4 separate regions of the Mus musculus genome follow, and all the other regions are linked to region 2. Evidence: chromatin loops called from intact Hi-C (ENCODE). Cell type or tissue: left cerebral cortex. All regions are shown on one strand.

Region 1 (8,000 bases), 620 kb after region 2:
CTTGTGTAAGCTCACAAATTATGGTGTTTATACAAGATATCTACAAATACATCTCTCAGAATATCGTCTAGTTAAAGAATACAAATGTGGATTTTTCTCGTGTTCTTGTATTGGATGAAAACCCCACTGCGAACGTTGGAGAGAAATGGTTATTGTGGACATCTTTGTCTTCATTCTGACTTCCAAAAGAGAGCGTTTAAGATTTTACTATGAAAGGGCTGGGACCATACCTTAGTGGTTAGGAGCACTCGCGCTCTTCCAAGACCCGTGAGGGTGTCAGGACCCGGGATTGGGAGTTACAGATAGTTCTGAGCTGCCATGTGGGTGCTGGGAATTGGCCCCACGTCCTGTGGAAGAGCAGTCAGTGCTTTTATCCACTAAATCATTTCCAGCCCCCCTTTCCCCTTCATTTTATTTATCTTTTAAAAATACAGTTCAGTTTACAGTTCAAATTTTATTGATGATGATGGTAGTGATGATGGTGTGTGTAGTGTATGGGAAGGCATGTGCCTCTGTGCATGGGTAGAAGTGAGAGGTCAAGTTTCAGGTTCTCTCTTTCCACTATGAAGCCTCAGGATCTAACTCAGGTCATCAGATTTGTACAAAAAAAAGTCTTTAACTGTGGCGGCATCTTTCTGGCCTCATTGATTTTGAGCCGGTGTGTCACTGTATTGCCCCTGCTGACCTGAAACTTGGGGTCCACCTGAATGAGCCCCGACATTGTTGAGATTATGAGTACCTGGCTTTGCACTTATAATTTTCCTCCTTCTGACTATGGATTTTGTTATCAAACTCAGGACAGCTTCATAAGACAAACCAAAGAATACATCTTCCTCGGTTTTCTGAATGAGACCCTAGAAGATGGGCCTGATTTTTCACTTGATTATTTTGAGAAATTTGTACAAGTACGACATCATTACATAAAAGAGCAATTGAAAAAAATTACATTCATGCACACAGTCCCATGTAGCTTTGTGTTACAAAACTGTAACAGCTTAAAATTATAATATTTATAATTACAAAACTCAGAACACTATATAGACTACAGTTTTACAAAAAAAAAGCACACTGAATTAGAAAGTCACATTACAAAACCCTCCCCTACTTTGGAAGCCAGGCTGCCTCCAGTTATAAATCATGAACCATTTAATGGGCTGTGCAGTTCTTTGCCACTTTCTTGGCTTCTCTGAACTCCAAGTTTCCTTAATTGTCAGGTGAGTTTGCTTCATGGCTCTTTGCTCCCTGGAGTTGTCAGGAAGAGCCAATGCAACAACTGTATGTCAGGTAGTTAGCCCAAGTTGGGTGTGCAGTGGGTGTTCAATGCACAGTGATGAAGTTTACCACCACATGGGCAATTTTTAATTTTAATAAATTGTTTCATTCCAGTCATAATTAAGCACCCATTGGAAACCAGGGGCTTTGGGGCACACCAGCAAAATCAAATGTGGCCTTCGATGTGCCTGGTATAGGGAATCAGCGCTGAAGCCCAAGGATCCATGAAATAAGATGAAATAAAGCAAAATTGAACCCTGTCTTCATGGTGCCCCTTTTGTTCTGCGTGGACAAGGTAAATAAAATCAGCTAGACCTGCTGGGCGGATCGGAGACCAAGTGTGGGCTCTGAGGCTGTCACATGTTGAGAACCACCTGAAATGAATCAAGGTGACTTGCTTTTCTGAAAATGGATCCCAGGTCTAAGGCCTAATTCTGGCCCACGCAGGTTATCACCAGTGTTTATCCATCGGAGCTGACAGGCATTCTGGGAAATCTTTGCACCAAGGCCTCACTTTCTGCCGCATATGACTATGCTAATTTTTGATATCCATTTCTTGGATAGGTTAATGGAGCCTTAGGGATGAGACTTAATTCCTGAACTTGTTGCAGAAGTGCAGCGAGACATGTTAGGAACGTGGTGATGTGCATCAGGGGGCAGAGAAAGTAGACTCGTTTATTTGAGCAGTTGTTGGGTTGGTGAGCTCGACTGTCTATTCATGGACAGGATTATACGAATGCAGAGTCGGAGCTACACCTCTAGAGAGATGGGTACACACATCTGCACACATCTGTATAGTACATTCACATTATGAATTCAACATTATAATTATACACCCGCAATGTGTGATTTGATATATTTACACTACTGTGTCAATCAGTTGTTAATTCTGCTTGCAAAACCATTAGAAGCATAAAACGGGACCTTGTAATGCCGGGACATTGGAGATAGCCCTCTTTGGGTATGCCTGGACAAGACCTGGCAGTCTTCCCTGCTTGGCAGTCAACCTTTTTTTCTCCTGCAGTTCTGCCCATTGTAGGGGTGTCAGATGCCAAGGGGCAGAATGGATTCGGAGGAAGCTGGCGTCACTAAAGCATGAATGGCCTTTACTGCTTCTGTGCCAAAGGGCTGAACCTCCCTGGGTGGGAGGACAAGGAGAGCTAGCTGGAGGGTCAGGGAACTCCATCATCTTGTGAGGGCTTCGGCCAAATGCAGGGCTGGTGCTGTTGTTCAGAAAGAGGGAGCTGGTGTGAGAGGCCCAGGGGCTTTCTTATGCAGTAGAGTGGAGCTTGATCAACACAGCATGAGGCTCTCTTGTCATGGGCTTATCTGGAGCCCAGTGTCTCTGCTGAAGAGCCTTGCAGGTTGTCAGGTTAGTGCTTGTTTGGTAAGAGAATGAAAAGCTGGGACCGAGTTGCAAATTAACTGGGGAGACTTCTCTGGCAAGTAAAAAAACAAGACAAAACAAAACAAAACAAAACAAAACAAAAACAATGCATGCTTTCTTCTTTTGTGGATGCAAGATTTCATAGGTACATAAATCCACATAGGTATTGATGATCAGACACTGATAATGAAACTGTCTGGGGAATTAGTGGGCGGGGCGGGGGGGGGAGAAGGAGAAGGATAGTGGGTGGAGTATGGCAGGGAATATGCTCAAAGTATATTATATGCTTTTGTGAACTTATGTAATCTTATATAATAATTTGACTTTAAAATCCAGGTTGTGAGTCAGTTGTGCTTGTTTGTGTAAGAGATCAAGCATGCTAAAACTTCAGCAGATGAAAATATTATTATTTAGAGCCCCTATGAAAGTACAGCTCCCAGGACTCACTCTGTGTGACAGTTCAGTGGGTGGGGCATGTCTCAGTGTTCCAGGACACAGGAAAGGGACACACATTCAGTGGGTGGGGCATGTCTCAGTGTTCCAGGACACAGGAAAGGGAACACAGTTATACGGCATGCAGTATCTCTCAAAGCAGTTAGAAGAAGGGATTTTGAGTGTGCTTACTATAGAAGATGACTAAATGCTAATGATCCGACTTCAGCATGTCCAATGTGTACATGCAACAAACTTCCACCCTATCCCATATGCACGTGCAGTTATGATGTGCAGCAAACCCACAAACCTCTGCCTCTGCTTGGCGATCTGGGACAGTTGCCGCTCAGATTTCCACAGGTGCCCTCACAACTGCTCTCTGCTAGGTGGACGATGGCAGTGAATACTAGAAGAGAAACCCAGGAATTACAAAACAAGGAGGGAACCTGGCTTGGTGGTAAACATCTTATTGTCACAGTCCATGGGAAGCTGAGGCAGGAGAATCAGGAGTCATCCAAAGCCAACCTAGATCACAGAGTGAGAGTCTACCTCAAAAACAAAATAATAACACAGGAGCCTTTGAAAGAAGTCAGAAATAACTTTGTAGACAGGAAAATCTTTCGCCTCTAAAGAAATCTAAAATTTTGGTTTCCGGGAGAAGTCGTGAAAAGGTTATTTCCCCTACACCCTTGCCTTCTGGGTCGGTCTACTTTAGAAGCTTCTTAAAAGCTTCATTTAAACTTGCTGAGAAGTTGTCCACCGGGGACAGAATACAGATATCGGGGCCTCGGAGACTCTGGGGCAGCTGGTTTCCGATGTGAGCGGATTCTATGCTTTATAGGGAGTGCCACAGAACACGGGGCACTTTACAGGTCACCAGAGAGCAGTTCTCAACACTGGCTTCATCAGAACCAACGGACCCAATTCCCCAACTACAGCCCAGACCATTCCCAGCAGAATCTCTGTCCATGGGGTTCAGGCAGTAGCAGTGCTTAAAACTTGCCCAGTGACCTGGTCCAGGCCAGATGAAGAATCCCTGCTCTAGCAGGAAATTCTGTTAGGAGTAATGGCGATCAGATTTCCAGCTAGCAGAATATCATGGTTTTGTTTTGTTTTGGTATAACTTGCTGTACTCTTCAGCTAGCCTTGAACTCAGGCTCCAGCCATCTCCAGCTTCAGTCTTCTGGGTAGCTGGAGCACAGGTGATATCACCACTCGTGGCTCAGAATCACATAGGAGACAAACAACAACAATAACAACAACAACAACAACAACAAACAAACAAACAAACCTATGCAATAATTGCTGTTTTATCTTAAAATGAATAACGTAGAGCATAAACTTATTTGCGTTCTTAAAAAGGTTTCCCTTGCAATGCAAAGGAGAAAGAGAAGTGAACAGAACAAGAGACTAGGGAGAATATTGAGCACATGTCTGTAGAGGCAGGACATACCTCAGGTCTGACAGTTGTGGGCTAGAGCCAGGGACCAGAGACTACCTTTTCAGGATGAACTTGAGACTCTTCAGAAATCCAGCCTTTTTCTGCCAGTTGCAGAGGCCCAGCCTTTTCTCTGTTGTCACTGAGGACCCACAAAGGCCCACACAAATCTCTCAGGAGGTCCTCTTGAAATCAGGCTCTGTGAGGCGGCTGCCTCTGTGTTCTGCATGGGAACAGCATCTGCAGACTCGAATATGAGGTCCGGGGACAGAGGTCAGATTAGTGACACAGGTTCCCAATAGTCTGGAGAGGCCCTCTGGTGCTGCAGGCTTCCTCCACACAACCCAGAGTTGGACATCCAGCTGGGAGAAGTCACTGGCCTTTTGAAACCCCAGAGAAGCATCTGCCCCTGGGAATGATTTGTCAATCTCCTGCGCCCTCTAGCGGCAGATGCCTGTCGTGCCTGCACCAAGAGAGTACTTCAATTTTTATCCTATAGTAAGTATTCAGAGGTCAAGCTGCTACACATTTCCTTCTCTCTTGTCTATCTTTCTACCTGACTATATGATGCTTCCACAAGTCTTCTATGCATTTACAAATGACTAATGTATATATTACATATGTATTCATTTCTGTATGTGTAGATAGAAAAGTAGATATGTAGACACATACATGCTTCATCCATACATATGAAATATGTCTTATATTTAACCATTTTAAAAGATATTTTTGTATGTATGTATGTATGTATGTATGTATGTATGTATGTATGTATGTATGTATGTATGATACATATTGAGACAGGATCTCTCTATGTAGCTCTGGTTGGCCTGGAACTTGCCCATAGACCAAGCTGGCCTTAAACTCAATTGTCTGCCTGCCTCTGCCTCCCAAGCACTGGGATTGGGATTAAGGGTATATATATGTGTGTGTGTGTGTGTGTGTGTGTGTGTGTGTGTGATCATGCCTGGTAGTAGTGTACATATACATATACACATATACATATATATACATGTTCATATAATATTTGCAAATGTAAAAGTACTTTTAAAATGTTACATAAAATATATATTTGACATATGCAATAAGATTTGATTATATAACTATAAATGTTATAAGTATGATATATCAGACTAATTTATAGTATGCATATTTTCTATAGACTATATATTCATATTTGTAACATATTTATATGTGTTATGTATAGTAATAGATACAAGGTTTCAGTGTATAAAAGGAATCCAATCGTCTCAGTTGGGTATAGTGGAAATAAGTTAGTATCCTAGCTTGCTCTCTGTTATTGTGATCAAACACTGACAGAAATAACTTTTGGGGTAAGAAAGGGTTTATTAGGATTTAAAGGTTATGATCCATCATTGAACAAAGCCAAAACATGAACTCAAGGCAGGAACCAGGAGACAGGAACTGAAGCAGAGGTGATGGAGGAATGCTGCTTACTGGCTTGCTCTCCATGGCTTGCTTGGCCTGCTTTCCTATAGAACCCAGGACCACCTGCCCAGGGGTGGCACCACCTCCAGTGGGTTAGGACTTCCCACATTAATCATTAATTAACAAAACACCTCACAGATAGTCCCACAGCCAATCCGATGGAGGCAATTCCTCAGTTGAAGTTCCCTCTTCCCAGGTGACTTGAGTCATTAATAAGAATAAGACAACCCAGCGGATTCATTTGATTTGCCTTCCTCTGGGGGACATTTGGATTGGTTTCCTTATTTGCCCATCATGGGAACTCCTTGCATGTGCGACTTTGTTCGTATGAGGTGTTTTTCTCCAGAGCACAAACTTGTCTTTCACTCAAGCCAGGAACTTAAGGCTGAAATGCAAAGTCTTGTGAAAATGAGAAGGGATAGAAACAGGACGCTTTGTGAACTGAGGACCAAGTTGGCCAGAGGGTGGGGTGTTGGGAAATGGAAGAGTTGCTTTTACCTGTAGTCTGGAGCTTTTGTTTTGATTTTTAATTAGGAAAAACAACACTTTTATGTGGCTCAAAATTTAAAGAGAATGACTGAACGGATGTAAGTAAAGTCCCCACCCCCTTTTCTGACTTCCAGCTACACAGTTCTTAATGGAGATCCCCAATATCAGTGGTCCTTTTGGACTCTACACAAGATCATTTATATGTGCGCAAACAAGAAGACAGATCTCTAGTACAGGTGCTCCCCAGTAGTAGAATTCCAACTCAGTTGTAGGGTCCCTTTCTACATGACTTGGCAGTTTCTACTGGTGCAAAATGGTTCACTTCTCTAAGACTGGAGCCACCATGTATTATGTTATTTACCAAGGATGTAAATTAAACAAAAATGGAATCTTAGAGGGTTATTTTAAAACGTTATTGTAGTATGGTTTCAGCTAAATACTAGCAAGGAGCCTAACTCGCTGCACTGTCTACCAGATGGGGGCTTCTTCCACCAATTCTAGATGCAGCTTGCTGTGGGCTTGAGGCTCCTTGGGTGCTATTTTGCAGTAGTTCCACTTTTCTTGTCCCCTCCTCACCAAGCTCTCCACATTTTGGATATGTGCTGCTAACCTCACGGTCTATTTTTTATCTTCCTTCTCTGCTGTGTTGTCTTCTCCTGGATACTAGTGTATAAGAACCACTGCAGAGGAAGATTATCCAGCTGAAGAGAATACTGCAGGAGCCTGGGTGCTGTGTGCCTTTGGGCATCTCTGCTGCTCTGTTTTCCAGCCTGTTGTCCACATGATCTTCTCCCACCTCCTTATGTGGCCCACTCATCAAGCAGCCAACATGAAGCCATGCTTCCAAATATGGCCGACACTTATGTGACTTTCCCTCCTGTGTTCAGAATGCCTGACTTAGACCCAGCAATGGAAACAAAGCTACCTTCAGTCCCATGAACAACCAGAAATGTGCCCTGGGCCTCTTGTTGGCACCTGTCTATTGGGTAGCCAGGCTCTCTTCTATCTCCCCTTTTACAACCATGGAGAGGATAGCACCCTGTCTGAGCAACTTCACTGTCTCAAAGCCCTGCAACCCAGCATGGTACCTGACTGATGAACAATGAATGCCTGGCCTTGTATCCAGAGGCTGCACTAGCAAGCACCTCCCTGTGTCTCTTCATTTCTCTTAAAATCTTGATCATTAAATCTCAGCATATCTTAAAGAAAATCAACACTGAAACAGATCCCTGTTATATATCCACACTGAAGACGTTTTTCTAGAATCTTCATTTTATGTAGTCAGAGCATCCTTAAATTGAAAATCCAAAGACTACATGTTCCAAAATTCCAAACTTTTTGCCCCTGACATGAAGCCCCAGTGGAGATTTCCACGCTGATCTCACAGATTGGTCATCTCCAGAGCATGTCAGAACTAAAAATCTTATATAAAGTTACCTTCAAGCTCCAGGTAGCTGTACATGAAACATAGGTTTTATGTTTACACTTGGGCCCTACCATTAACCATATTTCATGATATCTGTGCAAATACTC
Region 2 (8,000 bases):
TAGCCTTAGATTCAAGTGTCATATTTAAATAAGGCTCTGCTGAAACCAGCTAAATGTCCTCCAGTTGGTGACAGATTTCCTGGAAATTGATGTTCACAACAGTGGAAATGGGGCTCAGAGTCCAGACAGAGAATCCTGTACTTAGAGAGATTTTGTTCTGACCACTTACCTGGGGTCAATGGAATGCTCTGCGTTGGGGACCAAGTTTCATGTTGCCAGAGTTTCTGCCCAGCACTGTCATTTCTAGTTCTTCCTCTTTTAACCAGAGGCTTAAATGCAAGCGAAGTAAAAGTCAAGTCTATTTTAAATAAAAGCAGGGTGGTGTCCACAAGAGCTGCACTGAGTAGGAATCTTCTAAAGTAGAGGCAATAGTTCCGTGTAAGTAGCCAGCCACCCCTGTACCACCCAGAGCCTCCCACTGTTTCCAAGCATGACAATATGAAACTTCTTCATTGTGAGTTAGAAGACTGTGCTCTTATCCTTGGCCTGTGACACTTACCTTCTTGGATCTGGGGGGAAAGACAAGAAATGCGTCTTTCCAGTTTTGCTCTAAGGTCACCTTGTTTCCGTGCAGAACGGTTTGTGGATCCAGATGCTCATCCGCCTTTGGGTAGCTGGCATTGACAGATGAAGGTGAACCTCTCTGCTTGCTCCTGGGATAAAAAGAACATACTTAAACGAGAAGGTCACCTACATTGACTCTTCTCCCTCCTAGCAAAGCAAACAATTACCAAGACAATGAGGACAGCCTTAAGTTAGAGGCAACTGGGGTGTGGGTGGCATGTGGCCACCCTAACCTTGAAGGTGACCTCCCATAAGAATAGAAGTCACTGTGCAGAACAACAGAAGGCAGTCGAGGCATTTGTGGGGAAGCCAAAGGAAGGATCTTGTGTGGGGACAGCAGGACAGTCACTTGCTTAAGACCCTTCAGGCCAGCACACATCTCTGCACGCTCATTCAGATGCACTGTCTGGGAAGTGGGACTGGCAGAAGAAAGGCTTAGGATTGGAAAGCTGTGGGATCCGTTTGCAAGACAAAGCTGGTATGACCAATCTGCGGAGGGTCCGGTTAAAGGGACTGAGGGTAATCTGTGGGTTTGTCCTGTTAAGTTGCAAAGGGTAAACTCATAACTGGGCTGTGGTTCTCAGTGGGTTGGGCTTCGTATCCAGCTCCTGTTTTGCAATATCAAGAAAGAGAAGTGGAGCTGGAAACCTTCCTTAGAAATCAAGTTTTTTTGTTTTGTTTTGTTTTTGGTTTTTGTTTGTTTGTTTGTTTTGTTTGTTTGTTTTTTTGCCAGGCTTGGTGGCCCATGCCTTTAATCCCAGCACTTAGGAGGCAGAGGCAGGCGGATTTCTGAGTTCGAGGCCAGCCTGGTCTACAGAGTGAGTTTCAGGACAGCCAGGGCTACATAGAGAAACCCTGACTCGAAAACAGAACAGAACAGAACAAAACAAACAAACAAACAAAAAAGAACACACAATCTCACAGAACCTAGATCTACAGTTCAACCTGATTTGAAATTATGAGCATTTTTTTTAATGTTTCTACTACTTAGAAGAAGTGTAAGCAAATAAGAGAGTATTTCAACCGTTCCAAGAAAGCTTTTGTGTGAAGATCCTATGGGTTAACATTAGTTAAAAGGCTTAAAACAAATGGCCCTTTCCACTGATCATTCTTTGAGCTACTACACTCCTCTTCCAATGTCCTACGGACCAGAAAGATTGCTGTTCCATTGGCTGTATCCACTCCCAAAATCTTGACAAATGATAACAAAGTGAGAAAGCATTGGCCCCTGAGCTCCGTCATCCAGCAGAGAATTTTCTGGAATTTTGGTGCTCTCAGAAGTTCTCAACACTTAAGGAGATAATGTCTAGGTTCTCCTTACCACGTTCTCCTAGTTACATCATATGGCCCCCTGTTATATGCACCAAACTGATGAAATCTGTGGTTGGTTATTGAAGGAGAGCTGGCTACTGTTACTAGTTCTCCAAAGGCCTACACTCATTATAGCCTGTTCTAGACAGCAGGCTTGGCACCAGACAGCATAGATACCATTGTTGGATCCTATCTCAAAATTCAATAAACTTCAAAATTCAATAAACGGTAAAACACGTGTTGCAAGAGGAGCTTGCAGGTGTGAGGTTGGTGGGGGAGATGTATGTCTTCACGGGCTTTGGAAGCTCTGTTGAAGATTTTAGTATTTGTAGAAAGCACTGAAATCTCTGATCCAGAGGCTGAGATGGAGTAGTTTGGGGTTCTGAGGAAGAATCTAATTCAGAATAGAAGAGCAAACTGTAGAACAGAATTGTAGAACAGTGGAGATGAGTGGGCAAAGCAGTTGTGAAGATGATTTCGGGGTGCAGGTGATTTGGTGACCCCCCAACTGTGAGCAGTCACAGCAGAGAAGCAGAGAAGTACCACGTCCCAACCCTGACACCCCTGCAAGGGTGTCAAGCCATGTTTCTTCTGCACTGATCCAAGAAGACAGTTGTCCTTTTATCTCCATACTAAGGGAGCACAGATCTACACTAGTGATGCTTTATTCCAGCATCCACGGAGAGGTCAGCCCCATCTCTCCCTCTGTATCCAGGAATGTTGGGATCCTAAAATGATAGCGGCTTGGGCTTCTGCTGGCCATCCAGAGTATAGTGTCTACACTTCTGGAAGTAGTCAATTACCAGAGTGGTTGATGTAAAAAATAAACCATATTTTGGAGGTACAAGCACATTTTAGAATCACCATATGGTACATTGTCCTAGTATGCACATGGCAGTTAACATTTTAATGCACTATATGTGAGATAGGTGAGCGATTCAGTTTCACCTTAGTATCAGTCATCTGGCTGGAAGAGGCGATAGTAGGTCTGAGCTTACACAACACCTTATGGAAAGTGGAGGCAGTGTCAGCTGCTCGTTTATAAAACAAAACAGCCAGAAATGGGGTACCTGCACGCGCGCACGCGCACACACACACACACACACACACACACACACATACACATGCCTGTGCACAGACCTCTTTCACATGCCTAAATAGCCTGCCTAGAGCCTCCATTTTTGAAAGATAAATGTTACAACTGTACCAGGTATCCTTTTAAAAGGGGATATTAAGTTCTTGAGATGGTTGTAGGGAAAGGAGACAGGTTCCGAAAATATATATTCTTGTCCATCTAGGTAAGCATCTTGGCTTCTTAAAGTTTAAATAGTTAAAAAAAAATTAGCCACCTTTATTGTCTTAGTCCACCTAGGCGTCTGTGAGCTCCTTTCTCAGAGCCGTCATCATTAAATAAGACAGCAGAGGGCGCACAAGCACAGCATGATAGAAGAAGAGACCCTGTGGGTGCAGTTCGGCTCTTGGCCATAATTCACTTCCTGCCTCAGCAAGGTACAAATTCAGGAGTAAATGACTGTGGCCTTGGGCTATAGTCGACTTAAAGAGGCGTGCAGACACCTAAAAGGCAGTATGAGTTCTTTTTTACCGTTAGAATCAAAGGCAATTACACAGCATCTCTTAATTGTATCCTATAACACCTCTTAATTGAAATTAACTAAAGCTTCCTTCCACGGGTATTATTTTAAAAAACCAACCAGAGCTATTATTTTAAAAACAAAACAACAAAACAAAAGTCTTTGTAGCTGTCAGCAGGCTCAAATACCACAGGTTTGGGAGAAACGATGAAATAATTGGAATACCGGATTCCTTCCTGAGAGCTTGAAACAGGCCGTGAAAAAGGAGGAAGGCAGAAGCAGCACTTTAGCAGTAGACGCATTCGAGTAAACATCCGTTTCTGTGCACACTCCATTTCCATTGGCATCTGAGCACAGATCTTAATTCAAGAGGTTTAACCTGCTCTATGGGAAATGAATGAAAGAGAATGCAGCACAATGCTGGAAGAGCTTCACGTCTATAGACGGCTGAACTCTACCCCCATGCCCTGTAATTTGGGTGAGTTTCCTTCAAAACTATTAAGGCATCTTCATTGGAGCTGGGGTAATCCTCAGTGGCACTAATGGTGTGCTCCATGTGCCAGTAAGTGAGATAAACGATAGCAAACTTGTCTGAGCAGATGCACCTAATGACAGAGGCGGAGAAGTGTAATACGGCAAGGACGGAAACGCTCAAAGGCAGAAAACAAGAGCCCCCCAGAATCACTATGAGCGTGTTAGTGTCCAGGCACCAAGTGAATGATGCATGCGTCTAAATACCTTGTCTGTCTCCATCTCTAGTGCAGTCTACCTCTTTGAAAGGTCAGGGTCACAAACGGAGGAAGGAAACCCTCTTTGGTTTCAGATCTCCATTTCCAGAGAACCCCAAGAAGTTTCTAGTGGAGGAATAAAATGAAAGCTCTTGAATTACAGAATACTCGATGGGGCAAGAAGATTGTGTCTAATTGTAACATACCGCCGAAGAAAATGGCACATTTGTTTGCTTCAGGCTGAATTTTCACAAGCAAAAAATAAAATAAAATAAAATAAAATAATAAAATGAATCTTAGATAGAAGTGACTGACAGCATGGCTTGGCTAATGAGCTTGTTTCTCTTCCACTCCCACCCCTACTCTCACCCTCACACTGGCATGATTGAAGTCCGACATTGTCTTCTTATTCACATTTACAAAAGAAAGCTTTGAAAAATTTGGTTCCCCACCCTGGAGAGGAGGTGCTGCTTAACCAGGGGGTAACAAGATGGAGGCAGTATAATTTGGGTCCTTAGTAGTTTTAGTCTTTGGTTTAAATCTACAGTGGGGTGTGGGGGAAAGGATTGTTGAGAGAGGGGCAACATCTTTTGGCTCTTAGCGCAGACAATTTCAATGTTTTTAAATGAGCCAATAGAAATGGGCTTCCACAAGGCACTGTTGTGAGTGAGAGACTGCTTCCTGGCTTGCTCTAAACCCCAGAAACCTGACTGTAAAGATTAGGCATGGTTCCTTTGACCCCAGAAGCCTCACACAACACATTTTTCCAAGGCTTATTAGCTTGGAGTTTTTAAGGAAGACTGCGGAAGGATTTGTCAGGGATTGAATCCATACGAGGCATCAAACCCACATGAAATTTGTCAAACAAGTTAGAATGTATATATAACCTATCAATTTGAGATGTTTTTTTCTCATAGCATTTTCCCAGGGTGTGATTGACATGTCTAACTCCGGTTGAGATAAGTGTGTACAGGAGAGTCTGTCACTCTCAGCATTGGGATTTCCACCGTCTCCTTTTACTCCATTATTGTTATTACTGTTATTATTGTTGTATTAAGAACACTTAAAGGTAATAAGCTTTTGACACAGACTGTTAGTTCCTACGCACAGAGCAACGGGTATCATTACAGAGGTGTCGTGGATTGGATTCCTCTTCTCTTGATGTCTTCTGTGGCCTGTGCCATGGGTACACACACACACACACACACACACACACACACACACACACACACACACACGCATGCACACGTACACCATCACGGGTGTGCATGTGGAGGTCAGAGAACAACTTAGCGAAGTTGGTTCTCTCCATTCATCCATCCTTATGTAGAGTCCTGGAATCACCCACACTTGCCTGAGACGTCATCTCTCCAGCCCCAAACTTATTCTAAGGAGCTCTCAGGTGATTCTCATGCCAGGGCATTTCAGAAAACACAGGTGAATGCTTTGTTAGTGTCTGTTAGAAAGGTAGACCAGTTACTGCAGACTTCCTGTAGCCCAGTTACTGCAGACTTCCTGTAGACCAGTTACTACAGACTTCCTGTCAATTTTTTCTACCTGAAAATTGAAGGCCAAATGAGGACTAGAATTTCTCCTTGCTATACAGAAAGGGATTGGCCCCAGAACCCTATGACAAAATGTGAATGCGACCTGGATATGCCCTCTCATATACTTTATTCTCAGCTCTCCTAACAGTGTAAATGCTGTGTAGGTAGTTGCTGTGCTGTATCGGTTCGGGAGTAATAACAAGAATGGAGTATGCACATGAATAGGCAGAGATGTAATTTTTTTTCCCATTTGTTTCCATCTATGGCTAGTTAAATCTCTGGATGCAGAGCCTGGCTACTTAGCTCAAACCCACTGTCACCAAATTCCCAGCTAGTTTGGCCCTATTAGTTGATGTATAAAACATGGAAACAAAATGAACTTCTGAAAAAAAAAATCCCAAAACTGTGAACCCCTTAAGTCTCTCTGATATGTTTGCCCACTTTTCTGCTAAAGCTATGTTCCTCTAGGGAAGGGCAAGTTTTGAAGCATAGAGGTGTTAGAAGATGAAGGTGGGGAATGTTCTGTGTAAGAAACAAAGTGGGCAAAGAGAAGCAGTTATGTTGTAAATATGCTGATAAAAGTTACCCAACTCGGGACATGAGCAAATTCCCAACTCTAGTTGTGATGTTACTGTCATAGACGCGATTGTCCCTGGCAGTGGCTGCTGGCTTCCTGAAGATATTGCAATTTAAATAAATAAGCACACAGATCAACAACTCAGTTTGCTCGGTCCCACTAATTACATTTCCTGTGCTTAGAGCCGCATGTTGCCAGTGGCTATTGTATTGGTAAAAAATAAGCACCTGTAAAGAATATCTTCCACACTCTAGAAAGTTCCATTGAACATGCCAGTCTGGAGAGCTGGTGGGAAATAGGGGTGTGATAAGCCATCTGTCTATCCCTGAGCTCCGTGCATTTCTCTAATGTTGGTGGAGTGCCACAATAGAATTGTTCACTGGCTAAAGTGGAATCCAACATATCTTCACAAAGGAACAGAAAATGTTCAGAGAAGAGAGCATTGTTGGAATACCTCATTGTAGGCCTCAGTCCTTCTCAGATTGTTCAGTTGTTAACTTTAGACTCTCTGAAACCTTTGCCAATACTTTCTCTAACACCAGAGAAATGTGTGGAATTCCCCTGTCTCTTTTTTTGTTCCTTTCTGCTCTACAGCAGTAAGTAGGTGGGGGTCTCGGAGGTTGAGTCTCTGCAGCATCATCTAACTGGTATGACCATCTACAGAAGCCTGCTCTTCTGTAGCAGAGGATTGTGGGTACTTCTTTCTTCTTGCTCTCATCTTCTGGACCGGGTGGGAGGGGAGCAGTTGGCTGGAGATTAGGTTACTATCAGAGTTGGCATGCTTCTGTGTGATGAGAGCTAAGAGGAGGAGGGGAAAACAGGGAAGGGGAACCCAGAGGAGATTGTTTCAGGGTGTGCGATGTGCTCCCATATCAAAAAGGTCCTGGGCACTGCTGTGAGCTTTGCATTATTTCCTGAAGGTGGGGATGTTGGAGCTTGGATGGGCTTCGTGGCTTATGAGCAGGACCGTCCTAGTCTTCTGACAAGCTCGGTTGCTAAATGAGAATCAAAGTCTGAAACAGCAGTGGGTCTGACTTTCTCTCTCTCCTTAAAAAAAAATCATAACAGTAAGCATGAACTCATTCAAACTGTTAGAGAAAACAAACAAACAAACAAATGAAAAAATATGGGCTCAGTTTTGCCCTCTAGGAAAACGTTGAGGAAAAAAACTTAGTAAAATTACATTTCATAAAGGGTTCGAATGTCTGCTCTTCTACCTTAGAACCAGGAGTCATCTAGGCATGGGGCTGTATGCCTGTCACCTCAGAGCTTGGGACACTAAGGCAGAGAAGGGTAAGTCTAAGGCCAGCCTAGGTTAGTTAGATGGTGAGTCCTTTCCCCAAAGAAACCAAACAAAGCAAGCATATAAAGAGAGGGGTGAGAGGAAGTTGAGGTGGGGAAGGGAAGTGGGGTGGGGAAGAAAAGAGGGAAAGAAAAGGCAGGAGGAATAATGGCTTAAACGTCTTTTAACTCCTGCTAGCTTTCAACACGCCTCAGGAACTCTGCTTCACCCAGCCAATGAATCAACATCCACTTATTAAATCCCTGACCGCTGAATATGTTGTGCCTTAATGATATCGTTTATTCAATTCTGCTCTCCCCTCCCCAACCCCACTCCCATCCCCAGGCAACGAGATTTTTTTCTTCTTCTTAGCTTTCACTCCTTTGCCACTATATTCGT
Region 3 (8,000 bases), 220 kb after region 2:
TGACCTGAGTCAGATGGGTATGGTTTATTGAATGCATGTGGTAATACTGATTGATCAGGATCATACATCAGAATTCAGGGGTGGAGTCATGGCATTGAGTGCCTTTTTATGTCAGCTTATAAAGGAAAAACAAAAACACAAAAACCATAATGATCTCATATGCAGGTGCAAAAGTGTTGTGCGGTGGTCAGCTTTGACTCGAGCCATTTTAAACATAACATTTCATATTGTCCTTTGATTTGATGGATCCTACAGAAAGCTTTGTGGAATACCTAACATGCACAAGGCTCAATTTAATTTTTTTTAAAGAACATGATTTTTTTAAAAGGTAAAATTTTAATCTCAACATATTCTCAAAAGCCATGCCCTTACTTAGATTAGAATAGTCTGGGGGTTGGGGTTGGGGCCTGGTCATCTACAGGCCTTGAAGGACTTACCAAAGTACTGTAGTAAAACTTTAGTTAGATATGTATAGGTTGCTTTTCTCACTGCTGTGATCAAATGCTAACAGAAGCACCTTAAGGTGGATTCGTTCTGGTTTGTGGGTTAAGAGGGAACAGTCTGCCATGGTAGGAAAGGGATGTCAGAGTTCACTATAGCAAACGTGTGTAGCTGAAACTCCTCACATCTGGGTAGACACAGGAAACAAGGAACAGGGAATTCTGACGCTCTCTTGTTGACTCGGTCTCTATTCCACCTGGACCTTACAGCCCCTGGGATGCTGCAGGCTACATTCAGGATGGATCTTTGTCTTCCTTTAAATCTCTCTGGAAATACCCTCAACCAAGGCATGAGTCTCCTAGGTGATTCCAAATCCAATGAAGCAGATGATGATTAGGCATCACACTACAGGCTGTAAATTAACCTCAGTACACTAGCACTACATCAGTGTGATAGAATGAGTTGACAGAGTAACTAAAAGCCATATCAGTGCTAACCTTACAACTGGGCAAGAGGGTCCTGCACTAGATCTGCATATTACAGGCCTGCTCTTGTCCCTTCCTGACCACTTAATGTGAGGTCGAGTGGATGCCCATGGCAGTTCACACACAACTCCTAGAACACAGTCCCAGGTACCCAGAATCCAGGCATTTCCAACTCAGAGGGTCCCAGACTGCTCTCCAGAGTCTTCAAAGATCTCTTTCCTGGGCCGTTCTTATAAGGAACCATCACTAGTATTTAGCTTTAGGCCAAAAGGAGGCTGAGACAAACATATGGATACAGATGGGATTGGTCGAATGGGGAGAAGGCCGGGCACATGGATCCCTACTGTGAGTGAGGTGTGTCTCATCATGCAACCCTGAAATTAGGGAATTATTAATTTAATTAGGGTGGAAAATTAGGGGGTGGATTAGGAAAGAATCAGAGAACTAAATTCCACATATTTAGGAACATGGACTGTATTTCCATGTTCTTAAAAAGGTATATTGGTCAAGGCAGGAGCAGAGACCCTATTTTGCTTATAGCCCATTATGCTGATTTATGACATTTTAATTCAATGAAGCGCACACGTGTGCATGTTTGTGTGTGTGTGTGTGTGTGTATGCATGTGTGTTAGAGTGTACAAGTAGAGGTTAGAGAACAACTCTTGGGAATCAAATCAAACTCAGATTGCCATACCTGCAAAGAAAGCATGTTTCATTTGCTGGGCCATCGTCTGGTCCACATGTTTTTGTTTTTAAGCCAAGGTCGGTCAGGCCCGCCTGGAATTAGAGATCCTCCTGCCTGTCCCCTTGAGTCCTGAGATTACATGGATATATTCTACCTTTCAGCATTTAGGCAGACAGTATGAGGAAGGAAGGATAGGCAAAATCATAATTTAGGGTTGCTGACTTGACCATTTCGTTGCTTCCCCTAATGCCAGTATGGTACTATAAGTCAGAGCGCAATGGACATGTGCAGTGTATAGTGAGCATGTTATAGTGGGACAAGACACGGACACATGCCGTCAGAAGCAGCTTAGATTTATTATGCCTTGATTTTTCAATTGAGTTTTGGTCATTACACATTCAGGAACGGTTTACTGTTGCTGAACTTTTTGACACACAGCTCCCTATCCCTAACCCATTCAGATATGGTGCAATCCCCATGGAGTCCTGACACACTATTAAAGAAATGTTGGTGTCAGGGATGCTTTGCATGAAAATAAAACTACCGACTTGAGAAAAGAGACATAAAATTAAAAGTCTAGGATAAGGAACCACATTGACTACAAGTACGTGTGTACATTTTTTTTTTTTTAATTTCCTATTCCAAGTGGGTTTTAGAATCCAGTTGTCTTTCTTCAGGAAGCCTTTTGCCATGTTGATGGAGGCAAGAATAAAGACTGATTCTGTTCTGGGCCTTTATAACCAGTAGTTCCTCTGAACTGATCTAAGGTTAAGTTAGTCTTGCTGTAATAGTCTGCCCAATTCACTCTGGGGCACCTAGGCTTTTTGTATGGTCACAGCTGAGTTGTGGGACATAGGGTTTATGCCAATGTAGTCTGGCTGGGGGCCTTGTTGGAGAATTGACTGCAGAAGTAAACGGTTTGATTCACAAGGACCTAGTTAGAAACCAAATCTTTCTCCCCTGAAAGGGCTGATGGCAACCTGAGCATTGAAAAACATTCCAGCGTGGGATGGCATATTTGGTTTCTTTGTTTGTTTGTTTTATTTTGTTTGGGGGTGGGGTTTGGTGTTTTGAGACTAGGTTTCTCTGTGTTGTCTTTGTTGTCCTGGAACTCACTCTGTAAATTAGACTGGCCTCGAACTCAGAATTCCTACTGCCTCTGCCCGTAGTGCTGAGATCAAGGGCATATTTGCGGTTCTTAAATTTTGTTTTCTTCTAGCTTTTTGTTTTGCTTTCTAAGTGCTGGTATCAAAACAATCTTGTCACAGGGTCTCTCACTGCAAATTCTAGGAAGGTAAATAAGAAACTGCATCTGATAAAATGAATGCGTGTAGGACGGATTCTGTAGGGGAAGAGAAACACAGCGGTAGCAGAGAGAACGTGACACAGCTCCCTTGTCTTCTCCCTGTACCACCAGGGCTGCTCCACCCTTGCCAGTCTCTCTGTCTTCGCCCCTCCCGGACCCACACCGCGGCTAACCCCGCCTCCTCGGCGCCCCGCCCTTCGCCCCGCCCTCTTCAGGCCGCTAGGCGCCTTGTTTACCCGCGGTGCATGTTGGGGCGGTCTCCTTGGGCAACGCTGGCCCGCCAGCTGCCCTGTGGCAATGCCGCGAGGGCGCGGTGGCGGTGGTGGTGGCCTGCGCCAGGCCTCCGCCACCTCTGCGCCCTTGGCGAGCCCCAGCTACTACGAAAGGGTGGGCCAGCTCCAGCAGGCTCTGCGGGACAGGTACGGCCGCGGGACGGGGCAGGGAGTCAGCGGCGCCACTGAGAGCATCGGGGTACGGTGTCCGGCCCACTTCCCGCCAGTGGTTCACTAGTGTTGGAACTCGCCTGCGACCCCCAACTAGCCCCAGAAGGGGTTAGGAGCACAACTTTACCACGGATGCCCCTTGTTTGAAAGCGCAGAGAGACTGTAATCTCTCATGACAACCAAAGCCAGGTCCCTCAGCCTGCGGATGCGGCCGGAAGTGAGAGTGGGAGTTTTTTTGCCTGCCAGTCTTGATCAAACCTTGTGAATTTCTTTAGTCCTCTCTAGTCCTACATGCCCCCTCCTCACTCTCTCTTCAAGTTGTCATCCTACTTTGACAGCCGCACTGCATCAAAGATGACAGGTCCAGGAACGCAGGCTGGAATGGTGTGTGTGTGTGTGTGTGTGTGTGTGTGTGTGTGTGTGTGTGTGTGTGTGTGTGTGTGTTTGCGCGCGCGCTGTAGTCTTTTAGAAGTGTCTGGGGCTGACTAAATTTCTAGTAAAAGGATGAAATTTTCAACGGGTTCAGCTTCGAGGGTTGGGATTGCCTTTGATTAAGACATGAAAGATGAGAACCATTGGAAAAAGCTAGATCTAAGAATGCATAAATAGAAAAAAGTACAAAGCAATTGACTATAAATAACCACATGGAAAGATAAGTTGTTGGAACACTTATTTAGCTGCCAAATTAATTGGACTTAGAAATCTCATTAGTTGACAAGAAAGGAAATAGATTTTTGGATCTTTTGATAAACAAAACATTTAGTGGGTGTTAAAGTTACAGAATCATTCAGAAGGAACAGGAGGGCTGTAACAATTCTAAGATCATAACAGTAATTGCAGGTGAGGTAAAGTAAGTGATTTTTCAAAGGAATTGCATCTTACACTAGACTTAATTTTTGCCAATTACTTGTTAAGTAACTCCCACGGGCCCTAACTCTTCTTTCCGTGTTTTATCTTCTTTCTACATCCGTTTTTTTTTTTTTTTTTTCCTTCTGACACAGTCCTGCTCACCTACTCTAGGGATCTCTTAATCTCCCACTTAAGAAAAAAAAAATTAACCATTTAGGCGTATGTTGGTGGTGGTCTATGCTGAAGAGACAGAAATAGGAGGACCACAGGTTCAAGGCCAGCCTGGGATACAAGCCAGCCAGGGCAGCATAGTGAGAACCTATCTCCAACACACACACACACACACACACACACACACACACACACACACACACCTTTATTTTTCCTACAGAGCTTTTCTTTTCTCAATACTTTCTAATGTTTGCACCTTCAGTGTGCTTAGTGAGATCTCAGAGAGAATACAATAGAGAGAGAGAGAATGTGTGTGTGTGCATGCACAAGCACGTGTGCACATGCGAGCTCAAGTGTGCCTACATTGAGAATTTTAGGTGAGAAGCAACACCTTTTGCTCACTGTGTAGTACAATGGTGGAGGAGGTGTTTTTGTAAAATGTTTGAATTTATGGGTTAAATCCAAAAGTCAATTAGCCAGCGTCTAGGTGTTACAAATGCCTTATGTGGAATGCCATCACCTCATTGTCACTGAATAATGATCTTTTTTCCAGTTACCCAAGGTGGTGGTATTAGATCTCTGCATATATATATGTGTACACATATATATATGCATCAGCTAATTTAAAAGCAAGAACTTTAGTTTTAGTGCCTTTATCTCATTGTCTGTTGTAGTTCAAGAGTGGTATAGTTACCTTTGGCCTTTACTTATTTGTGTTTTGTAGGCAAAGATCTGCTCTTAAAATGTGACTGATTTAAATGACATTCTTTTTGAACTAGGTTAGTGGTAAGTTATTTTTGCCTCCTATGCTGGAAGCACCTGGTTCTTTATGGTCCTTATGGCACAATAACTGTAATGATTATCCACTTTATGTTTAGCACTTTTTGCTTTAATTAGGAAGCAAGGTAAGGTTGTTGAAGTTACATAAGAAACTGGAGTCAGATTTTATGGCCTGTTCATGGTCCTGCATTTGAAGATTTGTTTTATTTTTAAGTCAGTGTAAATCTATTGCTCTGTGTGATCATTTTTCATTTTAAGAATCTGTAAGTGACTCTAATTAATGCATGCTACACACAAGATAGAAGCAAATAACTCTAGAGAGGGAGCTATAGTAAATGAGTAGGAACATGAGTTCTGCCCATGACAAGTCATGAGACTTCACCAAGGGTCACACACACACACACACACACACACACACACACACACACACTAAATGTAATAACATTTTAAAAATTAAAGCCAGTCTCATCATAGGGACCACTATTTCCTGAAAGTCCATGTTCATCTTCAATATTGTGAATTTCACAGCAGTTGGAAATGCTTTTATCACTTTGGAAACTTTGGGGAATCAGGAGATTAACAGCAACAACAAGTACAGTTCAGCCTTCTTGGCCCTTTTAGAGGCAGTCATTGAAATGTTAGCTGATCTGATAACTGAGCTTGTTCATCGAAACTGTTGTATTTTAAACTCCAGTCATTTTCCTGTGTATTCCCACATAGGTGTAATTTTATAGCTTGAATGTTTTTCTATGTGTGTGTAGTGCTTTCTCTCCATTGTTGTGAAAGTCCGTAATTGAATCTGAAAGAGTCTAATGGAGTGACATGTTGCAGTGTGTATAGTGCCCACAAGTGTGGTAGAAACATATAAGTGCAGCTGATACTTAACAACTACTGTATATAAAAACATCCTTTGAAAGGTCCATTAACCAGCCCCAGTTATTTTCAATGGTGATACCGATTCAGGGCAACATATCATAATGGTTCAGAATTGACGCTGAGATATTAGCTGAGTACAGTTGAGGGTGATGGAAAACCGTGGTATTGAGACACAAATTGACTAAGTTCCTTAAAATGTAGAAAATTCAGCTTTGTAAGAACAGGCCAGCTGTGAAAACCCAGATGAGGGTACAAGTGACTGAAACAAAGACTCTGTAAGTATCTCAGGTTTGGGCATTTCAGAGATTCTGAAATAGAGATTTGATATGTAGGCATTATTTGATATGTAAGGATTATTATGGTGGTCCCACCAATAAGCCTTCCCTCTGACTTTTTACTGAGGTAAATATCCAGTGTTTAGACCTTATGTTAAAACTCATATGAAGGATTACCATTTGGAGATGCAGCAGCATGGAGGAGGGAGTTAGATGAGGAGTTGACAAAATCAGCACCATTTTTTCGTGGAATAGAGAGCCACAATGTGTCTGTGGTTGCTAAGATATGAAGTGTTCAGAGAGAGACCAGCAGTGTGACCAGCAGGTATCTGCATCCACAAGAGAAGGAACTGAGAACAGAGATCTTTCCAACATTATTAAAAAGAATTTGCAGTTTCGGAGGTGATGGAATTTAAAAACAAAACAAAACAAAAAACAAACAAACAAAACCCAACATGGCCCTTTTTCCCTAGATTGCAGAATCATTTAAAAAATATTTTAAAATAGACTCAAATTTATTGAAAAGTTGCAAACATGGGACAAAGACCCAGCATTTCCCTCATCAAGATTCTCCTGAAGTCCCAACAATATTATATTTTTATTTTCTTTTCCCATACACTTACCTAAAATCAGTGCTCTTCTGTTAAATACTTCAAACTGTGATGTGAGTATGTGATGGTCCACGTCATTAAAACCTTCAATGTACTATTAAAAAAAACAAAAGAAAGAAAGATGCTCTTCTATATAACCATGGTACAGCTCTCACAGTTACCCTTCAGCCTTGCTGTGTGTCCCTCCACACACTCAATGCCAGACATAAGTTGTCTTAGAAACCAATTTGTCTTAGTAAGGGTATCTATTCCTGTACAAACATGATGACCAAGAAGTAAGTTGGGGAGGAAAGGGTTTATTCAGCTTACACTTCCACATTGCTGTTTATCACTAAAGGAAGTCAGGACTGGCAAGCAGGTCAGGAAGCAGGAGCTGATGCAGAGGCCATGGAGGAATGTTACTTACTGGCTTGCTTCCCCTGGCTTGCTCAGCCTGCTCTCTTAGAGAACCAAGACTACCAGTCCAGGGATGGCACCCACAAGGGGCCCTCACCCCTTGATCCCTAATTGAGAAAAATACCCCACAGCTGGATCTCATGGAGGCACTTCTCCAACTGAAGCTCCTTTCTCTGTGATAACTCCAGCTGTGTCAAGTTGACATACAAAACCAGCCAATACAATTGACCCCTTGTCAACTTGACACACATACACATCACTATTAAGCCTTTCTTTCTGGTCCTTTCTGGTCTAGGGTTTAATTGAGAAACATGGCTTACATTTGGTGTGCCATGTTGCTTCTGACCTCTTGGGATGATTGTTTAGTCTGACCCCATCTGTCATGTTCCTGGCAATTTCTTAAGTATAACATGTCTTCTAGAAGGTGACCCCAGGTTAGATCCTTTAGATGATTCTTCTTGATCAGACTTCAGTCATTCAGCAGTAATACCATGGCGGTATAGAGCCCTAGATGTATTTAAAGATCTTCCTGTCCTTGTAATTTAAGCACAAATTCCCTATACCATCTAACCATTTGTTTTTCACAAGTCAGACACACAATTGGTTATAAAACCCTTGAAGGTTTAATAATCAAGATGTCAGTAAAGATTTCTAATGTGGAAATACATATATGATGTCCTTG
Region 4 (8,000 bases), 330 kb after region 2:
ATGAGTTCAGCCCTGGCTGTGTGTTATTTTGTGTGTGACTTGATGGAGGGTTATGGTTTGGGTTTTTTGTTTATATAAAATAACAGCCGAAACTTTAGTCTACCTTTGAAAATATTTGCCCCAGAGCCAAGTATTGTTTTGCAGCTGTTGTTTCCTCGGTTTAAGACTCAATTGACACCTCAGTGAACCACAAATTAGCGTCTACAGCTGCTCGCAGTAGGACTGCTTAGAGACCACACAAAGGAGGCTGTCAGGAAAAGGGCAGGGAGAAGACATCAGGCCTTAAGAGAAATAAAGTGGCATGTTTCTTCTTTCTGAGACAATTGATAGACGACCGACTGGCAATTGCTCTGTATTATTTTTTATGTATGGATTTTTTTTTTAAGCAAGTCTTCCAGCCACATTACTCACTCCTTTCTTATGTGTCCTTGCTTACTCCCCTTAAAGGACAGAATGTATCTTTTCACACTTGCTAAAATGTAACACTTTTTGCAAGTTTTGTGAGCTATAATAAGTTCTGTGCTGAATTTGCCATCAGCATCGATAGTGATCATGCGGTGACTTCAAGTCACTTAGGAAACATTCATAATGTGAAGCTAAACAATTGCCTGATGCAGCGCCTACTCTTTTACTTTGGACTAAATACTATTTCAAACAGCCTGGCAGGTCTCCTTTGCAGTAGCATTGCTCGTTAAAAAAAGTGTCCTTTAGATGACTGCATACCTTTGAATTTACTACTTGACCCTGCTAAAATGTTAAAACATGACCTTTACATCGCTTCTGCCTTGTGTAATGTCCAAATAACAAAATGATCTAATCCAGAAATGTCATATTAAAAGGAAATGAAAATGGGGGAAAAAAATCTGTTCATTTGTATTTTACAGAAGCATGGCAGTATTTTAGGACCTGGGCTACTTGGATGGGTTAAGTTTCTCAAAACTTGATGAGTATCCAAAATGCGTTCTTGTTTATAAGAAATTACCTTTAATACCAGGTTTTTGTTTGTATTTTTGAGAAAGTAGGAACTTACTGGGTTTGGGAGAGTGTTGAATACTATATCGGTGGGTTATACAATAAATTCAAGTTGTGTGTCTTTTAAGAGGATTTTTAAAGGTCAGTAAATTCTACAGATAGTTTCCAGTTTTAATGTTACCATTTGGCTTAAAAAATGTATCCCTTTAGTTTTTAAGACTGTCAGAAGTATTTGTCCCCATTATGTTTTAAAAACATTAAAACAAGTCCCCATCCCACACACTGAGACAGGGTTTCTCTGTATAGCCCTGACTGTCCTGGAACTCAGTCTGTAGACCAGGCTGGCCTCAAATTCACAGAGATCCGTATTAAAGGCAAGCACCACTAGTGCCTAGCATTAAGACAAGTTCTTTATGTAGGTCCTTTGAGAAGTTCTTAAACACACTTAGAAAATAATAGGATCAGATAGGACACTTTCTCAGCCTGGTCATTTATACCTGGCCCCAGTTCGACAGAGGAAAAATAGAAATTGTTTTTCTACAAATTAAAGTATGGAGCCTCTTGTTATTATATTTCTGTATGAAATTAATTTTCAAATAAATCATAAGTAATCTCATCAGGCCCCTTTAAGAAAAAGAAACCCACTAAAAGGTCTTCCAGGAACCCTCAGTTCTGGACACTTGATAGTAATCTAGCATGAAAGGCTTTGAACGGTGAGTGTGGCTTGGTGTGCTGTTCTGCACAGTTTGGTTCTTGTGCTGGGTCTCTTATTGTTAATACCCCACCCTGGGCTTTGGAGAGCTCAGGTTTTGCTGTTTGTGCCTGGCTTTGCTGAAATTTCTTAGAGGCTTACATTTAAGGATCCCACTTACTGCAGTCACTCCTTGTGCTTTATTGCTTTTACAAGTGGTCTCGAAACCCAGTACTTGAGAATAAACATAACAGTGCTACGCTGCTGTAGCACTTTTAAAAATTCTTCTTTGCTCTGTTTTGTCAGTGAGCTGATGAGCAATCTCAAAAAAAAAAAAAAAAAAAAAAAAGACCCTGTTGGACCTTTAAAAAAAATGGCTTCCTCTGATGTCCTAGAGACAATAATTATGATGTGCTAGTTAAGCCCAAACTACAGCTGAGGGATTTTACTTTAAAGCAGGGGCTTGGGCGCAAAAATGCATTTATAGCTCTTTGTCTGCACCTCATTATGTGTGGGCCTGATTCATTAAGTAATTGGTTTGCAGTTGTTTACATGAGTATTAAGGCCTTCTTTTCAGCCGCCTTTGAGAGATACATTGTGTAAATGTTGCCTGTGATGAATGCAGAATGAGGGCCAGAGGGTCCCTCCTATTGGCTAAACAGTGCACTCTGTTGAAAAGCCAGAGAAAGGGATTGGGTGCTGCTTTGCATAGCAATGACTTTCTTAATAAGCGTTACAGATTAATACACACAAGCTATAAAAGATGCAAAGAGATACTCTTAGCACATTTATACATGCTCATTTCATTGTGACGGTGGCGGCGTCCCCGCGCTTTTAGATTCCGTTTTGCAGAGCAGAGGCTTCAGTGTGTGAGCCGTAATAGAATCCGATGTTTATTGTATTATAAATCACGGGCAAGTAGGCCGATCGGCAACAGTTTATTATTAAAGATTCTTTCAGTGTAAATCTTTTTCTACCATTGTATTTGCTTCAGTAAAATCATTTTGTGGTTGAGTGGGGATGAAAGGCATGATGTACGAAGGAGTGAGTCCTAATAGGAAGCTGTTCTCCGAGTAAAGACCACTTGTTCCCTTTTGTTCCGGGGTGCATGCCAGAGCTTCCTCTCCTCTGCAAACATTGTCTCTCTTTACCTTCCCCAGGAAGCGGCTTCACTCTCCAGGATCCATTTATTCAATGGAGAGTGTATCCTCACAGCTCCCTTGTAAGTTCAGCTTACGGGTTCCCTTGTAACTCCGGCCTTCTGGTTGAATCAAGATAAGATTTTTGCTGAAAGAAAAGAGTGTGTGCTTGCAGCATAATTGCCTAGGGGAAAGGTACTAAAAGTCACCGGACCACCCGCACCCCTTAACAGGGCCACCGTGGGTGGCATTTCTTGCCAGCCCTGCAGCCATGGGATCGGCCAGCGGAGGGCGCCAGCGTGCAGCTGATAATCAGTTGGTGGCCGCAGCTTTTCTTTCTTGTCTGGTCATTTATTTTCCCTGGAGCGGTATAAAGATACTTAGATACTAATTGTCCATTGAAGTAAAAACGAAAATTTTCTGGCAGTCCTTCATGTACCTTTATAAAGTGCACATCTCCATCTCCAGCTTAGGAAATCTGCATTGACCTTACAGTTAAGAAAAGTCACTTTATTTGACGGGAAGAAGTAAACTAGCTGGCCCAAGGACAGCAAAAATTACAGCACGTGCTGTAGGAGCTCCAACTGGCCATCAGGGGGCGCTCAGACTTTGTCAATTTAAACAGCCTCGGACTTTGGCGACCTTTAAAATTTAAGATTGGTATTTGTGGAGATTTGTTGGTATGGTTATTATTTATACTTTCGTTTCTTTCTGGATTACTTTTTCTCCTACATTTTTCCCAGAAAAAAATGTCTATTTTTGAAGGAAAGAAAATCCAGCCAAAGATGCTATTTGAAAAATTTTAATACTGATTACAAATCCACAGAAATTTTTGTGGTTCACAGCCAAGATAATACATCTTCTCATAGGTGGACTTGCCTCTCTTTTCATGTGTGTGTGTGTGTGTGTGTCGGTGTGTGTGTGTGTCGGTGTGTGTGTGTGTCTGTGTGTGTGTGTGTGTCTGTGTGTGTGTGTGTCTGTGTGTGTGTGTGTCTGTGTGTGTGTGTGTGTGTCTGTGTGTGTGTCTGTGTGTGTGTCTGTGTGTGTGTGCGTCTGTGTGTGTGTGTGTGTGTGTCTGTGTGTGAGTGTGTGTGTGTGTGTGTGTCTGTGTGTGTGTGTGTCTGTGTGTGTGTGTCTGTGTGTGTGTGTGTCTGTGTGTGTGTGTGTGTGTCTGTGTGTGTGTGTGTGTCTCTGTGTGTGTGTGTCTGTGTGTGTGTGTGTGTGTCTGTGTGTGTGTGTGTCTGTGTGTGTGTGTGTGTGTGTGTCTGTGTGTGTGTGAGTGTGTCTGTGTGTGTGTGTGTAGGCCAGAGGTTAATGCTGGATGTTCTTCTTGATAGCTCTATACCGTATTTTTCAATACAAGTTCTCTCAGTGTACTTGAAGCTCATCCATTTGCCTAGATGCAGCCACTGAGTTCCAAGAAGCTGCCTGATTCCATCCCACCCTGACCCCAGCACTAGAGTTACAGACACACATCCAGTTTTGACATGGGCACTGGGGATCCAAACTCGGGTCTTCATGTTTCACAGTAGGCATGTACTGACAGAGCCATATCAGTGGCCCTCCAGTCTTACAATTAGGCCCTAGAACAGGATGATGCGTCCCACTGAGGGCCATTTCTTAATTGTCCTCAACGTCACAAGTTGTATTCTTGGCAGGATCCTCAGAGTTAATTGCCAAATTCGAGTGGACCCCAAATCCAGTAATTCAGGTGTGTTTGTTAGTGGGATGTGGATTCCCCCCCCCCCCGGTATAAGGGAGGGAATGGCAGTCAGTATGTTGCTAACATTACCATAGTCCCCAAGTCTTCTAGTCTCTAAATTTGTCCACCTTTCAGGACCAGAAGTGAGTACCAAGCCCCATCCCAACTCTTCTGCTGTTGCTGTCTTGAGAAGGCTTATTGCATGCACCCCCTCCAGATAGAACAGCCACATTCTAGTGCTCTTGCTGGCCTGCTATGTAGACTTAAAGGGTGTCCTTCATGGTACCAGGTCAGATGCCATGCCCTAATGCAACATGCTATTCCATGCCTTTGGCCTTTCTGTTGTTTGGCTGGGATACACCTACTCAAATGCTTCCTGGGCAGAGGGTGGCTGTGCCATATACCATTCTAGTGGCCCCATGGTCCCATTTCTGTCACCACCTAGCTAGGTATAGGAGCTTGTTTCCCCTCCCCATGTGAGCTTCTCATTGGTCTGGCAGGTTTATCAGCAGAGCTGGGTAACTGCTGGACTTTCTGAGAGTGCTCAGCAGTTCACTCAAGCCTTCTTCGTGATGCAAAGCCACTTGCAAAGTGCCTCACCTCTGTCTGGTTCACCTTCCTGGCCTGTGGGACAATGTGTATTCTATCCAGTTATCTACAAGTGGTATGTGTAGGAGAGGCGTATGCATTTTCAAATGGAAATCTTAGCTCACTTCAAATTAGATTGCCTTCCCAAACTGTTCCAAAGCCATCTGCAGTCACAGTTTCAAGGAACAGGAAGGAGGTGGGCGTGCTTACAGGAAGCCTTCATGGGGTCTTTCCTGGCTCTGTCCTGTATGCTGAGGAGACTTGTCTTGGTCTTGACCTTCATGAGGATGTGGAGGCTCTTGGCATATGTCAGGGACCTGAAACAGCATTCCCAGCTGTGCCCTCCTTCGGGTGCCCTTGTCTTCAGTGAGTACTTTTGAAGGCAGAACTGGAGTGTGTTCTACTTTTTTTTTTTCTTACAAAGTGCCAAGTTTCCTGTGGTATTTTCATTTACACTTAGTTTGCTGGTTAGTTTTTGTCAACTTGATACAAACTAGAGTCACTTGGAAGAAGGAATCTCAATTGGAAAACACCCACATCAGATTGGCCTGTGAGGCATTTTCTTGATTGATGATTAATATGGGAGGGCCCAACCCAACACATTGTAGGCAATCCTGAGCCTGGTCCCAGGATGTAAAAGAAAGCAGGCTGAGTAAGCCTCGGAGAGCAAGGCCTGTAAGAAATGTAAGTAGTAAGAAGTGTTTCTCTCCATGGCCTCTGCTGCAGTTCCTGCCTCCAGGTTTCTGTCTTGAGTTTATTTTTAGGCCCCGAAATCTTATAGCTGTAGCTGTTAATCTATGTGTCTGTTCATTACCATGTTGTTCTTGTTGATCTGTAAGATACCTTGAAATTAGGTATGATAATGCCTCTAAACCAATGCCTCTAAACCTCCCCCCACCCCCAGGATTGTTTTGGCTATCAGAAGTCTCTTGTGCTTTCAAATAAGTTTTAAGATTGGTTTTTCTATTTCCATAGAAAACAGCACGAGAATTTTGATAAGGATTGCACTGAATCTGTGGATTTTGGCAAAATAGCAAGTTTCATAATATTGACCCCACTGATCCATGAGCATTGAAACTTTTTCCATCTTCTGATATCTTCTTCAATTTCTCTAAAGTATTTTAAAGTTTTCCTTAGAAAGGTCTTTAACTTCCTTGCCTAGGTTTATCCCAAGGTTATATATGGTTGGAGGGCAATTGTGAATGGGATTGCTTCCCCCATTTCTCAATATGCTTGTTAGTGATATATAGGAGGAGCTGCTGATTTTTATAAATTAACTTTGTATCCTGCCACTTTGCTGAAAGTGCTTATCAGTTCTAAGAGTTTTCTGGTGGAGTTAGTAGGGTCTCTTTTTTATAGAATCTGCAAGCACAGATAATTTGACTTTTTCTTTTCCTATTTGGTTCTCTGGTGTTTCTGCTCTAGCTTAGACCTTCAGTACATTTAGTAGACGTGGAGAAAGAAGACTGCCTTGTCTTTCTTTTGATCTCACTGGAACTGCTTTAACGTTTCCCTGTGTACTGAAACAGTGTTGGCTGTAGGTTGTGAGTGTTTTTGTTTTTGTTTTGATGTCTTACTGAATTTGGTTTGCAAGCGTTGTGTAGTGAACTTTTTCGCCTATGACCGGGGAGATTGGTTTGTCATTTGTCTTGTTTTTGTACCTTTATTGACACAGGAAAATCCTGGCATTACAGAAGGACTTTGGAAATGCTCCTTTCCTGTTTTATGGAATAGTTTAAGAAGCATTGGTATTAGTTCTCCTTTGAAAGTCGGGTAAAATTCACCAGTGAATCCATCCAGGCCTGGACTAGTAAATCAGACCTTTTTTTAATGCATTTATTGTATTTGTGTATGATGTTTGCTTGCATATATATGTGTGCCACATGAGTGCCTGTTGTCTTCAGAGGTCAGAAGAGGGTGCTGGGTCCCCTGGAAGTAGAATTATCCATGTTTGTGAGTGCCATGCAGGTGCTAAGAGCCATACCCTAGTCCTCTGTGAGAGCAACATGTGTTCTCATAACTGATGGACGTCTCTCCCATTCCTCCAGGATTTTTTTTGTTTTGTTTTGTTTTTTTAAATCAGTCTCACAGTTACTGAGCCACTGGCTTAGTCACTATTCTATTGCTATGATGAGACACAGTGACCAAGGCAACTCCTATGAAAGAAAGCATTTACTTGAGTGCTTAATCAATTATGATCATGGCAGAAAGCACGGTGTCAGGCAGGCTTTGTGCTGGAAAAGTAGCTGAGAGCCATACCCTGATCTGAAAGCAGAGCAAGAGAGACCGGACCTGGCATGGGCTTTTGATATCTTAAAGCCCACTCCCAGTGACACACTCCTTCCAACAAGGCCACACCTCCTAATCCTTCTAATCCTTTCAAACCATTCAACTTCCTGGTGACTAAGCATTCCAATATATGAGTCTGTGGGGGCAATTCTTATTTAAACCACCACTTTCCACTTCCTGACCCCATTATTATATAGGCTTGTAGCTATATAATAATGCAAAAATGTATTCAGTTCAATTTCAAAAATTCCTGTAGTCTATCACAGTCCTAGAACTGCTTAAATGTCTCTATTGAGACTCATGGCAATCTCTTAACTGTAATTCCTATAAAATAAAATTAAAATTAAAAATAAAGCAGATCATATACGCTGGCACAGAAAATACTTTACCATTTCAAAAGACTGGAAAGAGAGCATGGTGAGGAAATCCTGGACCAAAGCAAGAACAAAAGCCAGCAGGACAAACTCCAAGTCCTGCATCTCATCTCTGAGTATGATGTCAAAGCATTCGTCAGCTCTCCAACTCCTTTCAGCTTTGTTGATTGCAACACATTTCTTTCTCTTAGACTGGTCCCACACCAATCTGCAGCTCTCATTGGCAGGTATCCCACAAATCTGGC

Evidence for each region. A loop is a pair of places that touch in the nucleus more often than their neighbours do. Peaks named below come from ENCODE experiments on the same cell type or tissue, not always from the same donor. Only the 100,000 strongest peaks of a DNase experiment are listed, where the experiment ranks them.
Region 1: a loop joins it to region 2, with 2.9 times the contacts of the local background. A loop is called at or near these places in 8 of 42 quality-filtered maps.
Region 3: it touches region 2 in a loop (2.3-fold over the local background); 2 of 42 quality-filtered maps call a loop at or near these places.
Region 4: a loop joins it to region 2, with 4 times the contacts of the local background. A loop is called at or near these places in 23 of 42 quality-filtered maps.

The regions. Positions count from the first base shown.
Region 1 is chr2:147,251,968-147,259,967 of GRCm38, forward strand. The region is part of intron 1 of Nkx2-2os (NK2 homeobox 2, opposite strand); the gene reads left to right. Gm39955 (a long non-coding RNA gene) reads right to left here and starts at 4,889. Exons shown (of 4, transcript XR_866809.2): 1 at 4,545-4,889; 2 at 3,402-3,497; 3 at 231-347. In left cerebral cortex, a CTCF peak has its summit at 4,972 (motif pointing left); DNase peaks (open chromatin) are centred at 2,409 and 4,943.
Region 2 is chr2:146,630,530-146,638,529 of GRCm38, forward strand. No RefSeq gene overlaps it. Among named protein-coding and RNA genes, the nearest start is that of Gm52577, 59 kb to the left of the region's middle. In left cerebral cortex, CTCF peaks have their summits at 3,314 (motif pointing right) and 7,229; a DNase peak (open chromatin) is centred at 3,297.
Region 3 is chr2:146,852,708-146,860,707 of GRCm38, forward strand. Kiz (kizuna centrosomal protein) reads left to right here and starts at 3,173. Exons shown (of 14, transcript NM_001033298.4): 1 at 3,173-3,336. The coding sequence starts at 3,215. In left cerebral cortex, a CTCF peak has its summit at 3,145 (motif pointing left); a DNase peak (open chromatin) is centred at 3,120; H3K4me3 peaks cover 1,143 bases; H3K27ac peaks cover 772 bases.
Region 4 is chr2:146,956,355-146,964,354 of GRCm38, forward strand. The region is part of intron 12 of Kiz (kizuna centrosomal protein); the gene reads left to right. Among named protein-coding and RNA genes, the nearest start is that of Xrn2, 53 kb to the right of the region's middle. In left cerebral cortex, CTCF peaks have their summits at 3,115 (motif pointing right) and 3,346; DNase peaks (open chromatin) are centred at 2,418, 3,092, 3,345 and 5,311; H3K4me3 peaks cover 1,075 bases; H3K27ac peaks cover 1,007 bases.